Linked DNA regions of Homo sapiens: region 1 is linked to region 2. A link is a contact called in ENCODE Hi-C or POLR2A ChIA-PET data. All regions are on one chromosome and are shown on one strand. Each heading gives the region's core, a stretch centred on a gene start or an enhancer-like site at or near the end of the contact. The rest is flanking DNA. Distances are from core to core; before and after follow the strand shown.

Region 1 (3,161 bases), core at 167-2,666, 60 kb before region 2:
TATAAAAAAGAGGTATGCATGTAAGAAGACAATTTTGTAGCTTAGGAAATTGAAACAGTCACAAAACTACTGATAGAAATGGGGAAGTTGAAAAGGAAAGTTTATTTGGAGGAGATGCTAGTATTAGTTTTTGACTTAGTATATTAGATAAAGCAGAGTATACCCAAGTAGATACTTTCTGTAGAATATTTTAAAAGCAAGGAACCCAGAGAAGTAGATGGAGATAATGCATACTTTGGGAATCATTAGGATGAAGTTGAGGATATGCAGAAGAGAGATGGGGGAGCAAAGAAAAGCAGAGATTTAGGGTAGCAAAATTAAGCAGTACACCCAAGTAGAGAGTGCAGGATATAAAGGAGAAAAAAGGTATCTCTTTAGTTGGACCCAAACTGCTTGTACACTCTAAGTACAGTAGTCCCCCTTTATCTATGATTTTGCTTTCTGCGGTTTCAGTTACCCTTGGTCAACCATGGTTGAAAAATATTAAATAGAAAATTCTAGAAATAATTTATCAGTTTTAAATTGCACACTGTTCTGAGTAGCATGATGAAGTCTTGTCCGATTCTTAGAGAGGAAAACAGATATGTGCATCAACCAATGACATTGGCCCATTTAATATTAAGCAACAGGATCAACAACATGGGTAATATCCTTTCCCAGGGGTGATACTGGGAAGCAGGGATATGGAGTCATAAGTGTTACCCTTCCCTTACACTGATGATTGTGCATTTATTTAGCCCCTGGTAATCTGGTTCTTCCCACATCTTTACTAATACTCTTAGAACAACCTTTTCATTGCTTCTTTTTTGCCCTTCCACCTGCACCTGCATTTATGACAAAAACTTACCTTTTCTGCACTCCTTTTCTTTAGATTTTTTTTGTCATAATAATAATAAATTACAGTGTCTTGAAAAAAACTTAAAGACCCCTCAATGCCTTGACAATTGTTTAATTTAAACAATTTTAGAAGTCAAATTATGTAGGCAGGGAAGATTTGCTCTCTTCTAATTGTATCTTGCACGTAGTTAGGCATAATGCCTAAGCATAAGTCCAGCTTCACAACAATCACTATTAGAGGCCAACTTGGAAATAGGGAACTGGAACAAATGACAACTTAACTCAGTGCTTCAGATATGATAACTGTAGCTCCCTAAAATATCAGATGTAAATGTAAAAGAGAAACTGCTCATGCCCTCTAAGTACAATAGTCCCCCTTCACAGTGATTTTGCTTTCTGATGTTTCAGTTACCTTTGGTCAACTGTAGTTCTAAAATATTAAACGGAAAATTCCAGAAATAAATAATTCATATGTTTTAAATTGCATGCTGTTCTGAGTAGCATGATGAAATCTTGCCCTGTCCTGCTTCCCACCCAGGAAGTGAATCATCCCTTTGTTTGGTGTGTCCACACTGTATATGTTACCCATTAGTCACTTAGTAGCCATTTCAGTTATCAGATTAAAAAAACATATTATGTATAGGGTTTGGTACTATCCAGGTTTCAGGCATCCACTTGGAGTCTTGGAATATATCCCCTGTGGAAACGGGAGACTACCGTATATACATATAAAATTGAGATTTTGAATTTCTTTTATATCATGCTGTTCCTGGGAATGGAACCTGCCACTAAGGTTAACAAAACATGTTTGCTTGTCTCTTTGCTTCTTAAATCAGGTGAATGCTTCTAGAGTTTTTCTTTATTTCCTGGAAACGTATCTTATAATGTTTGTATAATTTGTAACAATTGCAACAGCTTACTGATGTGTTTTCATCTTTCAGGATGACATAGTGCTGGATCTTGGTTTTATAGATGGGTCCATATTTTTGTTGTTGATCACAAACTGCGTTTCTCCTTTTATCGGCATGAGCAGCATCAGCGATTATAAAGTAAGAGGGAGAGAGAGGAAATTAGATTGAGATTGATTTTATTTGACTGTAGTAATTGCAATTTTATTGTTTTATACACACACAGTTGTACTTTGGTTAATGTTTTTACACATACATTACAATCTAATATCAGTATAGATTATAGTAAACACATGATTTCAAAGAGGTCAGAAAGTTTACCATTTAGCACAATAAAATTGCCACAGCTGTAAGGGAAATCATGCTAAATAAACTTCAGGGATGAAGATGTGGTACTGTTTGATCCATGCAGTTATTTCACAGTTCCAAAGGGAATTTAGATTTTTAACTATAGCATGAAATGTCAGACATACAGTGTTTCCAATTATTTAACTACGCTTTAATAAACTGGGCTTTAAAAATATATAGTGTAGTCATCTTCATTAATCTGTATCAATGGGTAAATTAACTTTAAAAATAGCTGAGACTTTTCTGTTGAACCAATAACTACACATTTCCATTGGAGATGCTAGATTTTTAGGAGGATGCTTTTTGTCACACAGACACTATAACATACTATTTCTAAAATTTATTAAACAATTTTTTTTACATAACCACAAAATCTTTTCAAACTAAGATCCCTTCCTCTATCCCTTCTATTCTTTGTCAGAAAAATGTTCAATCCCAGTTATGGATTTCAGGCCTCTGGCCTTCAGCATACTGGTGTGGACAGGCTCTGGTGGACATTCCATTATACTTCTTGATTCTCTTTTCAATACATTTAATTTACTACTTCATATTTCTGGGATTCCAGCTTTCATGGGAACTCATGTTTGTTTTGGTAAGTGATCATTTTTTCCACAAGCCAATTATAATAGTAGAATCAAAATGAAAATTCATTTTCATGAATGTTTTGTCATTAGCAAAAGGCATGTAATATGCAAGAAAATAAGAAAATTGCCTTAGGCAGCTTTATGACCTGATTATCTCCCCTCCTCTTTCCCTCTATGACCTGCCATTTCTAATCTTGCCATTGATCCTCATTATTTGCAGGTGGTATGCATAATTGGTTGTGCAGTTTCTCTTATATTCCTCACATATGTGCTTTCATTCATCTTTCGCAAGTGGAGAAAAAATAATGGCTTTTGGTCTTTTGGCTTTTTTATTGTAAGTATATATACATGCGTGCACATTTATATTAAATTTCCTTGAAGTTTTTTTAAATGCAAATTTAAGTATAAATACTTTGCTTAGAAGAGAATGGAGGGTTTTTTGTTTGTTTTTCTTTTGTACTTTCATTATTGTTGTACCATGTTT
Region 2 (3,171 bases), core at 363-2,862:
GAGGAAAGAACATCTAGACTGAAATCTGATAAAGGTTTTATACTAGCCGGTGAATTTACATAGTTTATATGTACTGGTGAGGTTAACTAAAGCAAGATGAGTAAAACCATTGACTATGAATTAAATTTCACAAGTCAATATCCTATAACAAACCTAAGTTATAATTTGAAATGAAAAAACACATTTTGATACAAAATATTCTAACATACAGTTTTCTATAACAGACATTTAAGCAAACATCAAAGTGAGTAGCTAGATTTCATGGAGGACTATTTACTTTTATTAAAAATAATTTTTAGGAGGGATAAAAATGATTTTTATAAAAGACAGAAGCCTTAAAAGCTGAAAAAGAAGAGCCATGAACCTTCCAGAAGTGTAGAGTTCTCCGACCATTGTGTTTATATTGCGTGTATTTTCTAATAAATACAGCATCCTCTAATTCAGTCTTATTCATTGCTTTTAGATTAGGTCTTTGAGAATTTAATGTATTTGTATGAGCAATTTTATTCTCTCTCTAGGTTTCTCTCATCAAATACCATCTAGAGCTGTGATTTCTTTCTTTAATGTTAGCTCAGGAGATACTGAAATAATTTTAAATTGATTACTTAAAGTTTTGGAGCACATTTTGAACTACCTTTGTACTCATCAAGTCATGAACTTCTTTTTGTCTAAACAAAAAACTTCTTTAAGAATTTTGTTCATTTTAAAAATAGCAGCACCTTAAAAAATTAAAAGCATTGGACATCAACACATTAAAAATATGATTATGAATTCAAACCAAGTATAGCTGCTCTTTGGGAAATCAGGGAAGAAGTTGCAATCCCTTAGCCTCCTCTTCCTTCCTCATGGAGTTAGTTTCTGGAGCACATCTGCAACACCTTTGGGACACACTTTTGAAATCTTTTATCTATGGCCTACTTTTCAGAAGCTAAGTACCATTCCATTATATGGATACCACGACTAACTTATTAACACACCAATGTATGAGATTCAATTTGTTTCCAATTTTTAGTGTAATAAAAAATACTAGAATGAACAGCCTTGTTCAATCTTTGTAAATGTCATAAATTGTTTCTTGAATATAAATTTCTAGAAGCAGAATTATTCAAAGGAAGCATACTTTCAAGATTCTTGATTCATATTTCAAATTATTTCCCTCTAAAATCATAAAAAGTCATACTCCCACAAGCAATACATAATGAATAATAATGACAACGACAACAATAGCAATAAACACTTAGATTTCATTGAGGATTTGGTGTGTGCGGGAAACTATGCTAAGTGATTTACATGTACCATTTTACATTTAGGCCTGTGAAAGACATGTTAATATATCTCTCACTTTGCAGATGACGAAACTGAGGCTTCTATTTAATTTTTCCAGTTACTGTGGGTCAGTCCCAACAGCCAGTATCACTTCCCTCTTACCCTGGAAAACACCGTATACTTTGCATTTAAAAATTACAGGCCAGGCATGGTGGCTCACATCTGTAAATCCCGAAGTGGGTGTATTGCTTAAACTCAGGAGTTTGAAACCAGCCTGGGCAACATGGCAAAACCCTGTCTCTACTAAAAATACAAAAATTAGCCAAGTGTGGTGGCGTGGGCCAATAGTCTCAGCTACAGGGAGCTGACGTGGGAGAATTGCTTAAGCGTGGGAGATTGAGGCTGCAGTGAGCTGTGATTGCTCCACTGCACTCCAGTCTAGGTGGCAGAATGAGATCCTGTAACAAAAAAAAAAAATTACAAACATAAAATTTGTTAATGTATTTGTTTAGTTGTCCCAATATTATTTATTAAATAAACCATCTTTCTAATACATTTGAAAGGTCATTTTATTAATCTTTATTTTTATATTTTCTTTGGTCCATATTAGACTTCTGTTCTGTTCCATTGGTCACTATATCCTGCACCAGTAACATATTATTTTAATTATTATAGTTCTGTCACATATTATTTTGGCAATTAGGAAAATATTGATCATTGTGTATTTTAAAGTATTGAAATGCTGAGAAATATGCCACTAAACTAAATAGCCTTGTTCTATGTTGGGACCAGGCCTGTCTAATGCCTTTCTGTTTATACTGTTAATAATTTGTTAACAATTTGTTCTAAAAATAGGCTTGCTCTTTGACATATATGAAGGTCAAATCACGGCAATCCTGGGTCACAGTGGAGCTGGCAAATCTTCACTGCTAAATATTCTTAATGGATTGTCTGTTCCAACAGAAGGTGAGTAAAAAGAAATTTCTCAAAGGCAAGATGTCTTATAATAGAATGAGGTCAAGCATATGCCTCTCATTTTAAATTTTAAATTTGATGGCTTAAGAGAAATAATGTTTATCTAAAGTTGTTTCCAAGAGCTACATAATTTTGAATATACTTCATATTTCTGCAATTTTATAAAAATTATTATCTTTATTCCATTGTGTGATATTTCAGGGTAGATGTGCAGTTCTATAAGCATATGTTTGTAACAAGAATAATTAGTAGTTCACAAATTGTGTTCACATATATGCAGTTCTATAAGCATATATTTATGTCAAGAATAGTAGTTCACAAATCATTTTAGACATTTGTGAACATATGCCAATATTTTCTTAAATGAGATCTATGAATATTAATAGAATGTATTATCTTGCCAATTTTATTTTTAACTTCTATTCTTAGGATCAGTTACCATCTATAATAAAAATCTCTCTGAAATGCAAGACTTGGAGGAAATCAGAAAGATAACTGGCGTCTGTCCTCAATTCAATGTTCAATTTGACATACTCACCGTGAAGGAAAACCTCAGCCTGTTTGCTAAAATAAAAGGGATTCATCTAAAGGAAGTGGAACAAGAGGTAGGAGGGCATGCTTGGATTAACTGACCTGCCAACCACTTACCAAATTAAATCATGACCACAGAATTCTCTTCAATGATTTATTTGCCCTGTTATGAATAAAATTTAGGCAAAGAGGTCCCATAACAAATATCGACTGCTTTAATGAGTGGTTAAAATTGCATAATATGAATCATTTTGGATTTTATTTTTATTTTTTATTATACTTTAAGTTAGGGTACATGTGCACAACGTGCAGGTTAGTTACATATGTATACATGTGCCATGTTGGTGTGCTGCACCCAGTAACTCGTCATTTAACATTAGGTATATCTCCTAATGCTAT

The links. Hi-C counts contacts between places; a loop is a spot of excess contacts on that map. ChIA-PET counts read pairs that join two places held with the same protein, here RNA polymerase II (POLR2A). Pooled maps may share reads with other maps.
Region 1: a map with no recorded cell type shows a loop between it and region 2 (3-fold over the local background). The contact joins two enhancer-like sites. A Hi-C loop is called at or near these places in 1 of 168 maps with a recorded cell type or tissue (heart left ventricle), 11 of 37 single-sample maps with no recorded cell type and 5 of 50 pooled maps. POLR2A ChIA-PET finds 5 or more read pairs at or near these places in 2 of 52 experiments (OCI-LY7 and activated T-cell).

The regions. Positions count from the first base shown.
Region 1 is chr17:69,174,131-69,177,291 of GRCh38, reverse strand. It overlaps ABCA10 (ATP binding cassette subfamily A member 10), which reads left to right. Exons shown (of 39, transcript NM_001377321.1): 23 at 1,779-1,886; 24 at 2,515-2,685; 25 at 2,898-3,011. Among named protein-coding and RNA genes, the nearest start is that of ABCA6, 34 kb to the right of the region's middle. Within about 2 kb of position 1,416, at least 6 of the 41 ENCODE cell types and tissues checked have a DNase peak (open chromatin) inside an H3K27ac peak, as active enhancers do.
Region 2 is chr17:69,114,437-69,117,607 of GRCh38, reverse strand. ABCA6 (ATP binding cassette subfamily A member 6) reads left to right here. Exons shown (of 39, transcript NM_080284.3): 12 at 2,122-2,232; 13 at 2,671-2,846. Among named protein-coding and RNA genes, the nearest start is that of MIR4524A, 16 kb to the right of the region's middle. Within about 2 kb of position 1,612, at least 6 of the 41 ENCODE cell types and tissues checked have a DNase peak (open chromatin) inside an H3K27ac peak, as active enhancers do.